Regions from separate parts of the Homo sapiens genome. Here region 2 is linked to region 1. Evidence: chromatin loops called from intact Hi-C (ENCODE). Cell type or tissue: IMR-90. All regions are shown on one strand. Each heading gives the region's core, and the rest is flanking DNA. Links, peaks and the distances in the headings are about the cores only.

Evidence for each region. Peaks named below come from ENCODE experiments on the same cell type or tissue, not always from the same donor. Only the 100,000 strongest peaks of a DNase experiment are listed, where the experiment ranks them.
Region 2: it touches region 1 in a loop (10-fold over the local background); 62 of 110 quality-filtered maps call a loop at or near these places.

The regions. Positions count from the first base shown.
Region 1 is chr1:197,178,294-197,183,686 of GRCh38, reverse strand. ZBTB41 (zinc finger and BTB domain containing 41) reads left to right here. Exons shown (of 11, transcript NM_194314.3): 6 at 2,570-2,699; 7 at 5,175-5,270. Among named protein-coding and RNA genes, the nearest start is that of ZBTB41, 20 kb to the left of the region's middle. In IMR-90, for the core only: CTCF peaks have their summits at 3,204 (motif pointing left) and 4,494 (motif pointing right); DNase peaks (open chromatin) are centred at 3,286 and 4,516; H3K27ac peaks cover 611 bases.
Region 2 is chr1:197,354,011-197,359,403 of GRCh38, reverse strand. It overlaps CRB1 (crumbs cell polarity complex component 1), which reads right to left. Exons shown (of 12, transcript NM_201253.3): 5 at 2,391-2,573. Among named protein-coding and RNA genes, the nearest start is that of CRB1, 88 kb to the right of the region's middle. In IMR-90, for the core only: a CTCF peak has its summit at 2,259 (motif pointing right); no DNase peak of the experiment used is centred there.

The DNA.
Region 1 (5,393 bases), core at 313-5,312:
CTGCTAAATGTATGATCAGCTCTGTGTTAGGATCTGGGGATACTATTTCTGCCAAATTAAATTACGGCGCAATAGGTAATCTAACTAGTAAATAAATCATTACATTTTACTACTGTACACCCACAAATATTTTACAACTGATTAGGTAATTTGTATGATTTTTAATAAGAGTTGACATTTACTGGGTTAGGTTGACATTTACTAGAAGAAAAAGTTTAATAGGTGTGGCATGATGTAGAAGTGGAAGTAGAAGACTTTCTAGCCAGCCTTGTTTTCTGAGTCTGACTTAGCCACTTACTAGGTGATCTGGAACAGCCTCTCAGACTTCCAGTTTCCTCATTTGTTAAAATGAAGTTAATACGTACTTCTTAGATACTGTTGTGAGGATTATATGAGGTACTGTATAAGTGCCAAATGTAGAGCCAGGCATAGTTTTCATTCTCTTTCTCTGAATGTATTGTCATTTCTAGTATTATAGTTTTCAGTCTTTCCAAGACCTTTGAGAAATATGGTTTGTGACATAGTAGCTTTGCATTTTGGGCCACTATTATTAATAAACCAAATAGAGTATTGTTATAAGTATTTTCTGTATTTGTGTGTGTGTACATATGTATACATATATGTATACATGCATATATAAAATACTCAAAGCAATATTATATATATATAGAGAGAGCTTCTTTTGCATTCCGTCTCTATGTTTCTGTTCCCTTGAATCACTGTACACTTCAGATAAGTGCTTCATGCAGTTTGGTATATATCACAAGCACCTGGAGACCTTATTAAAACGGATTTCCCAGAGTGTCTGACTCAGATAGGTCTGGCGTATGGCCCCAAATTTGTATTTGCATTTGGAACTTGTACAGTTTGCAATTTGCACAAGTTCCCAGGTAGTGCTGGTGCAAATGGTCTAGATATCACATTTTGATAATGACTGCTTTAGATTATTCAAAGCAATACTCATACTGTCTACATTAGGAATATATATTCTGTTAAATCAGAGGGAAAGATATGTATTTAATGCAATCTGAACAGTTAAAGGAGAAGAATTTTTAATATATATGAATATATATGTGCAAAAGTTGTAGTTTGGCTTTTAAAAGTCAGAACTTGGCCAGGCATGGTGACTCACGTCTGTAATCTCAGCACTTTGGGAGACAGGTGGGAGGATCACTTGAGCCCAGGAGTTTGAGACCAGCCTGGGCAACCTAGTGAGATACTGTCTATATAGAAAAAATAAATAAATAAAAGAGGGGAGGCTGAAGTGGAAGGATTGCTTGAGCCCAGGAGGTTGTTTAAAATAGGTTTAGCTGCATGCAAAACTGGATATCCAGTATAGGAAAAAAATGCAGTTGTTATTTTCTTTGAAGAATCCTGATAAGTAACTGAACATTAAAGAGAATGCTTCATTTCTTCCTTTGCCCAGCTGAAGCCGCCAGCTATACAGATAGTCATATTTTATAAAAAGTTTTACTAGTAGATATTTCATTCTTTGACTAACCACACATTTTGCATAATAACCTTATTTTGGCACGTGTATTTACTTCACCTTTTTTTTTCAGCTATGTAAGTACTGACTTTCGTTTTCTCAATTTCTTAGAGCCTTTTTTTGGTTCAGAGGAGGTGGAGAGATTTTTCATAATACTTAACACAGTGCTTGATGTGAATTAAGAATAAATAAATACTTGTTGAATGAGTTAATAAATGAGTAAAATATTTAGATCCCATGAAAAATGAAATATTAGAGGTTTTAAATGAGAATCCATTAAAGATACTTAATACAATGTACATTTTGAGGTCATCTCTCATTTCTAATGTGTAAAACACATTGAAATTTACCCAGAGCTACTGTGGCTACCAAGCAATTTTGCTTATAGTTACGTTTCTGAATTTCAGCATCTTAATTCTATTTTCTTTCCATTGTGCTATTATGATTAATTCATTAGAATTCTTTCTTCAGTTTGTCCTTCCATATACTGAGACATCTTCTTGCTAATATATAGCTTCTTTGAGCTGTATTTACTAAACTTCTTTTTTACGCATTCTTTGTCTTTCTTATATTTTGTCAGTCAGTAGAACACTGTCTTGTCTCCAGTTTTTTATTTGGTAAAATCATAGTGAAATTCAGTATCCAACTAATGTCAGTGTTACTATGAGAGGCCTGGGCTTAATTTTGTATCACCAAATAGAAATATTTCCAAACTATAAACTCTCTTAAGTCCTCCATTCATTCTTCCAAAGTTTTTTATTACCCGCTTTCCCAAAAACTTTAGTATGCAGCCATTTCTACTTTGTTCCAGTCTGATTTCAAACCAGGAATTGGCCATTTCAATTTGTTAACTCATTAGTTTGTTCAGCATTCATTCTGTTTGTTAGATGCTGAGCCCTATACTTGGTTATAGGGATATGGAAATGTTATTCTAGGAATAAATAACCTAGAAGAGAAATTGCAGTGTATTATGACATATGCACCAATAGGATAGGCATGAACTTACAGCATACCTATTAAATTTAACTTAGTATCTCCTCTTTAAACTTTAAATGCACACTTTTTTTTTTTCCTTTTTAGGTCCTTTTCCATGTGATATATGTGGTCGCCAGTTTAACGACACTGGAAATTTGAAACGTCATATAGAATGTACTCATGGTGGAAAGAGAAAATGGACTTGCTTTATCTGTGGAAAATCAGTACGAGAAAGGTGAAGAATTATCTGCACACCCACAAAAATCCTAGTACTATTATGTAGAAATAATCAATCAATATGATTTATAGGAATTAGGGTAACATAAGACACAAAATGCATGAATTGTGCTTTAGTTTGAAATATAAGGAAAAAAGGAATTACACAAATGTTATGGAAGATGACATGGATTCAAGATTTGCAGGTTTTAGATGGATGATTTAATGTACATATTTTATGTCTTTCTGAAACCCCACTAAAACTAGATTAAGGGTTTTTGTTTGTTTTTTAAAAAGAATAAGCTACAAAGATAGGGAGAACAGAAATGTAACATGAATGACACAGGTTTGGAAGCTATAAAACAGATGGATCAAGGCAAAACAAGAATCCCAAAGATAACCTTTCCATCTTTTACTATAACTATTTAACAGGTAGGGATCTGGGAATATCTTTAGAGATATTTTCCACAAAGCTGGGTGTTATCTACAGACTGTCATATTGGTGGGCCTTGTAGAAGAGCACCATCTACTGGCAAAACTCTACTTTTATTTCAGATTCATCCTTTAAACTTACTAGGTATGGGATTGAAATACAAACCAAGTACAGTCATGCGCCGCTTAATGATAGTGCTATGTTCGGAGAAATGCATTGTTAAGCAGTTTTGTCATCACACAAATATAGAGTGTACTTATGCAAACCTAGATGGTATAGCCTACTACACATGTAGGCTATGTGGTTTAGCCAGCCCATTGCTCCCAGGCTACAAACCTGTATAGCATGTTACTGTAGTGAATACTGTAGATAATTGTAACACAGTGGTAAGTGTTGATATATTTAAACATACTTAAGCATGGAAAAAGAACTGTAAAAATGGTATAAAATATAAAAAAGAATATATGTGTTTGTGTAGGTTACCGATCATGAGTAGAGCTTGCAGGACTAGAAGTTTCTCTAGGGGAGTCAGTGAGTGAGTGGTGAGTGAATGTGAAGGCCGCGGACATTAGTGTACACTAATGTAGACTTTATAAACACTGTACATTTAGGTTTCACTAAATGTATTAAAATTTTTTCCCTCAAATGAACAGCAGCTTACTGTAACATTTTTATTTTATAAACTTTTGATTTTTTCAACCTTCTTACTCATTTAAAGTAACACTTAGCTTAAAACACACATTGTACAGCTGCATAAAGATATTTTATTTTCTATAAGCTTTTTTATATTTTTAAATTTTTTATGTTTTACTTTTTAAACTTTTTTTTGGTTAAAAACAAAAGACACAAACACAAACATTAGCCTAGGCCTACACAGGGTCAGGATCATCAATATCACTGTCTTCCACCTGCACATCTTGTCCCACTGGAAGGTCTTCAGGGACAGTACATGCATAGAGCTGTCATGTCCTATGGTAACCATGCCTTCTTAGAGAATACCTCTAGAAGGACTTGGCTGAGGCTGTTTTACAGTTAGTTTTCTTTTTTTTTTAATAAGTAGAAGAAGTACACTCTAAATCATGATAAAAAGTATAGTAAATACATACCAGTAACATAGTCGCTTATCATTATCAATAATTATGTACTGGACACAATTGTATGTGCTATGCCTATATACAGTTGGCAATGTAGTATGTTTGTCTACAACAGCATCACCACAAACATGTGAGTAATGTATTGTGCTATGATGCCACTAGGTTATAGGAATTGTGTAGCTCCGTTGTAATCTTATGGGACAGCATTGTTTATGTGGTCTGTCATTGATTGAAATGTCATTATGCAGTACATGACTGTAGTAGTGATAGCTAAAAGCCTGCAGAGGTCAGTCATATTTCCCTTTCACTTTATTTCCCCTTAAAATAACTTTGTTCATTATTACTCAGCACTTTAGATATGTGGGGAAGCTCTGAAGGTTAGAACTGTAGGAATTGCTAGTGATGTACTTTGAGGAGTAATGGTTTCATAGTAGCCCATCCAGGGCCAGTGGGGCTGGAAGACTTAGGAATAGCAATAATTACATTCTGTATATAGGTTCCTTTTTCACATCAGCACCTGGAAGTTAGAAATACTACAACATTTTCTTTGCTTTAAAACATTTTTTCAATAAATACTAAGCACATATTTGGAAGAAATAGTACTGATAAACTGGATTACTTAAATATTATTAAACCCTCTCTATCAAAATTCACATCAACTTAATTCAGTGTCATAATGAGCATTTTAAAATTATACTTCTTGAAAGTCTGCTTAAGTTGTGTAATTAAATCTCTGAGCAAACCAATGGCAAATGAGGCCGAAGTATTTTTTGTTTTTAAGGAGAGAGAGCTATAACAAGCATGTTTGTATACTAGTGAGAATAGAAAAGAACAAAATTATTGTAAGAAAGAGGAGAGAATTGCCATAATATCAGTTAGCTTGAATACCTTTCTAGTAAGTTTTCCAGAAATCTATTTACTATATATAGGCATTTAAAAAATCTCGAATCTATATATTTTAATGCAGAACTACTTTGAAAGAACATTTGAGAATCCACAGTGGAGAAAAGCCTCACCTTTGTAGTATTTGTGGGCAAAGTTTTCGTCATGGAAGTTCGTATAGGTAAGTAAAACCATTTTTTCCCTTTATTAAGTAAGATAGAATTATATCTCTATTTTAGTTCTATTTTCTTATTACTTTGTTGAATTGAAACATTTCTTAGTCCTTATGATATGCAAAGTTGTG
Region 2 (5,393 bases), core at 149-5,148, 180 kb before region 1:
CACACAACCTCAATAAATCTCCAAAGAATGATGCTGAGTGGAAAAAAAAAAAAACTCTTATTCTAAAACTTTACATATTGCATGATTCCATTTATATAACATTCTTGGAATGACAAAATTATACAAGTGCAGAACAGATTAGTATTTGCCAGGGATAAGGGATGAGGAGGCAGGGAAGGAGAGAGGTGGCATCCTTGTGATGATAATTGTTCTGGATGTGGACTTTGTCAATGTCAATATGCAAGTCTGATAGCTGAACTATAGTTTTGCAACATGGTACTATTGGGAAAATTAGGTAAAGCATACATGGGCCTCCCTGTATTTCTTAAAACTGCACATAAATATACTATTATCATTTAAAAAGTTATTTAAAAACAAAATATAGAAAAACGTGTAGACATAAAAATATGTGACATAGTAGGCAGGAGGATAAACTTAGAATCAGAAGATCTAGGTTCGTATCCCCAGTGTACCAGTTCTAGCTATTGTGTCAAATTGGTTATCTGTTTGCAAAACTTATTTTCTCTTTATTTTAGGTACACAGAAAGACTAGATTTTCTCGTCTTTTCTGCAATTAAATGTAGTTACATGATTACATTTGACCAGTAATATGTGGGTAAAAGAGATATTCATTACTTGTAGTGGTTGGCCCATAAAATCTGCAGGTGTCACACTCCATTTTCTTTCCTTCTCCAGTAGCTTGCTTCATAAGAGCACAGCAAATTTGGAAGTAACATTTTGAAGCGGGGGAAAAACATAGAGGAGCCTGTGACCCTGAATTGCCATTTGTAGGACAACTGATGATGGGAACCCAGTTTTGGAATTCACATGAGTAAAACATAAACCATTGCATTAAGCCACAGAGATTTGGGGCAGTCAGGACATCTTAACTCATATAGTCATTCCTGGCAGCTCTTCAGAAATCAAGCCCAACACTTTTCTGGAACATTCTACTGTCTCTCCTTTTAGATCTGCAGATTCAAGGGGTCACCCATTTCCTTTTATTTGATGAGGTAATATTAGCAATGTCCTTTGACTTTCACAGAATCACCCCTTTATGACCCTAAAACCAATATTTAAAAAATAATTTATAATGCCTTCACCTTATTCCAAGAAAAATATAAAGTAGCTGACGAAAATGCATACACTAGACCAAAATCAAATAATTTAGAAACAAATTTTTGAAAAGAGGCAATAGTAAGAAACAGAAACAGGAAATTTAAATATCCCCAGAGGTGAGGTAAATACACAAATATATTTCAGAAAGACCTGTATGTTTGCAGATCTCATATTTATTTCTAGCAGCTTACATAATTGGGAAATATTATATATTACAAGATTTATTTCATGCATTTAATCAGTTGAGTCACATCAAGATTTATTTGGATGCATTTTTTAAACTAGGGTGGAAAGCATGCATGATAGAAGTTGTTCAGGGAAAATACCACTTTCCTGATATTGACACCTGGGGAATTTTTTTACTGTATGTTCTCCTTGAAAGGTCAGTGAATAAGGAAATAAACATTTTTTTTATCGACCTTGCAGCAAACACTGCCACAAATCAAAGACCATTAAATTTCAAAACTGAAACATTGAAAGAGAATCCTAAGTGTAAATAGACACCCCCTTCTTTTCTTATTTCTCATTTACTTTTCTCAGAAATCCTCAACAACAACTGATATATTTTCCAGAGGCATCACTTAATCTATTGAGAAAGAAATATGATAGAGATCTAGATTGTAATTGGTTTTCTCAGTGATATCAATGCAATTGTAGGTAAATTGCTAGCCATTAATGAATTGGGGAATGCCTCAATAATTCTGAAAATTTTCAGAACAGAAAGCAGACAATACAAAACTGTTCATTGGATAACATACATGCAAATTTCCTCTGGGTTTTAGGTAAGCAAGTTGTGAAAAAAAAAGAGTAATTTAAATTTGATATGTGGAATGACTTTAGCTACAGAATCGTTGAGGAAGATTACTTGAGACTAGGTCATTTTTCCCAGTGTAAATATAAGTACAATAACTTTTCTAGCAAATTTGAATAACATAAAATTTAACATCATTATCAAATTTGATAGCATAAAAATTTCAACATTTTCTGTGTGTAACGTAAAGAACTTGAGATGCACTCCAGTTCCCAGTATAGCATATAAAAATGTCATCCCTTTCATTCCTCCTTTATCCCTCTTTAATATTTCTCTCGTGATTTGAGGAATTCTGAAATGTGAAACAAGATACTTTTCATGCCCACAAGGGGGACCCTTTGCACCACAGCAGCAGAGTTTACACAGTACAGCTCTTCCTGCTAATACACCATTTGGTTAAAGCCATGGTCTGCCATAAAATACCAGAAAGTCAAGTCATATCCCATCTCCTTGGCCTCACCTGTGAATCCAGGCTGACAGATACAGACATAACCTGAGGCTTCATGGTAGCTGAAAGAAGAAGGCAGTCCAGTGATGCGTCCATATTGTTTCTCTGAGGACAGCTCCACACATTCCCCATTGGACTGGCAGGGGTTACTATTGCATTCATTGAGGTCGATCTCACACTGGGCACCTGTGTATCCTGCATGATGAAAATTCAGAGAAGCTGCTAAGTCAAAGGTGTTGAATTATAGAGCATTTGCCTAAAAGGAGGTTGACTGCTATACTGGCATTGATTTAGCAAGTTGATGTGCCTGCCCTCAAGGAGCTGGTAAGGGGAATCTGGTAAGAGGAGGCTTAGTGGAAACAAGTACTAGTATCAGTAAAATCACTTAAATAATTTTGACCAAAAAATTTTAAAGAAAAATTTGATTAATAAGACTTGAAATAAAATTAGATGTCAGGATAACCTGGATTTAACCTGAACATTTTAATGAAAGCCTCCAATTTTTCAAATACTCATTTGTGAATTTGTATTTAAAAATATTTCAATAGCTGAAAAGTCAGCAAATATCCACAAAACCAAACTAAATTCTCTTAAAACTCAAAGTAAAGGTAAATCCTTATTTCATAGCATTCAATGAAACAGAATAAGAGGTTGTTTTAAATTTGCATGGACTTAGCTGGATTATTTTATTAGGACCAGGAATAAGAACAGTAAAACATGATTTGTCACTTTATAGATAATTAAAACATTAAATATCAATGAAAGTTCTCTACTTGAACTTTTTCTTTGCTTTTATAAATACGAGCAACTGTAAGAAATACATACAGTTTTAGTGTATGTGACTGTTTTAACATAACTGGAACTGTATTATCTGCATTCTTTAGCAACTTGCTTTATTCACTCCCTTGCACAGTCTAGCCATGTTAGTAATATAGATCTAACTCACAATTTATAACTACTGCCAAGTATTTCAGAATATAGATGTGCCATGCCTTAACCATTGTCTTACAGTTTAACCTTTGTTTTATGTACATTTTTGCTATTGTGATGTTGCAATTAATATCATTATGAGAGGTGACAGTGTGCTGGCAGCCCTCGCAGCCCTCGCTCGCTCTGGGCGCCTCCTGGGCCTGGGCACCCACTCTGGCCACGCTTGAGGAGCCCTTCAGCCCACCGTTGCATTGTGGGAGCCCCTCTATGGGCTGGCCGAGAATGGAGTCGGCTCCCTCAGCCTGCGGGGAGGTGTGGAGGGACAGATGTGTGTGGGAACCGAGGCTGCACGGGCGCTTGCGGGGCTGCGTGAGTTCTGGGTGGGCGTGGGCTTGCCGGCCCAAAACTCAGAGCGGCCGGTGGGCGCCGCTGCCCACGGCATTGAGGGGCTTAGCACCCGGGCCAGCAGCTGTGGAGGGTACGCAGGAGCCCCCAGCAGTGCCAGCACACCAGTGCTGCTCTGGAATTCTCGCCAGGCCTCAGCTGCCTCCCCTCAGGACAGGGCTCGGAACCTGCAGCCCGCCATGCCTGAGCCCCCCGCAATCCCCCAGGGCTCCTGAGCAGCCCCAGCTTCCAGGATGAGCACCACCCCCTGCTCCGCGGCGCCGGGTCCCATCAACCGCCCAAGGGCTGAGGAGTGCCAGCGCACTGCGCGGGACTGGCGGGCAGCTCCACCTGCGGCCCCTGCGTGGGATCCACTAGCTGAAGCTAGCTGGGCTCCTGAGTCTAGTACGGATTATGTCTAGCTAAGGGATTGTGGATGCACCAATCAGCACCCTGTGTCTAGCTCAAGGTTTGTGGATGCCCAATGGGCACTCTGTATCTAGCTAATCTGGTGGGGACTTGAAGAATATTTATGTCTAGCTAAGGGATTGTAAATACACCAACCAGCACTCTGTGTCTAGCTTAAGGTTTGTAAACACATCAATCAGCACCCTGTGTCTAGCTCAAGGTTTGTGGATGCAACAATAGGCACTCTGTATCTAGCTAATCTAGTGGGACTTGGAGAATCTTTATGGCTAAGGGATTGTAAATACACCAATCAGCACTCTGTGTCTAGCTCGAGGTTTGAAAATGCACCAATCAGTGCTCTGTCAAAATGGACCAATCAGCTCTCTGTAAAACAGACCAATTGGCTCGCTGTAAAATGGACCAATCAGCAGGATGTGGGTGGGTGGGCGGGGGGGGGGGGGTGGGCGGGGGGGGGGGGTGGGGGGGCGGGGGGCAGATAAGGGAATAAAAGCAGGCTGCTGGAGCCAGCAGTGGCAACGTGCTGAGGTCATGTTGTACACTGTGGAGGCTTTGTGCTTTTGCTTGTTGAAATAACTCTTGCTGTTGCCCACTGTTTGGGTCCACACTGACTTTATGAGCTGTAGCACTCACCATGAAGGTCTGCAGCTTCACTCCTGAGACCAACAAGACCACGAACCCTCCAGGAGGAATAAACAACTCTCCAGACGCGGCCAGACGTGCCATCTTAAGAGTTGTAACACTCACTGCAAAGGTCTGCGGCTTCACTCTTGAAGCCAGTAAGACCACGAACCCACCAGAAAGAAGAAACTCTGAACACGTCCGAACATCAGAAAGAACAGACTGCGGACACCCCATCTTTAAGAACTGTAACACTCACTGCGAGGGTCTGTGGCTTCATTCTTGAAGAGTCAATCAGACCAACAACCCACCAATTTCGGACACAATTATACATGGCTGTCTGTGTAAGCGTTTTGAGTTTAACCCTACAGTTTATGCCTAGAGATGGAATTTGTGGGTCATAAGTAATGTACATTTTTAATTTTAATAAAAGCTGCCAAACATCTCTAGTTGTACCATTTGCACATTACCAGCAGTGGATGATTGTGAATGTGGCTCAAAACGTTTGCCAACCTTTGCTATCACCAAATATATAAATTTTACCAGCTGGTTGGATAAAATATAGTATCTCACTGTTACTTTGGTTTACGTTTTCCCCAGTTAATATTGAGCTGAACATTTTGGGGGTGTTTTTTTTTTTTTTTACCATTTCAT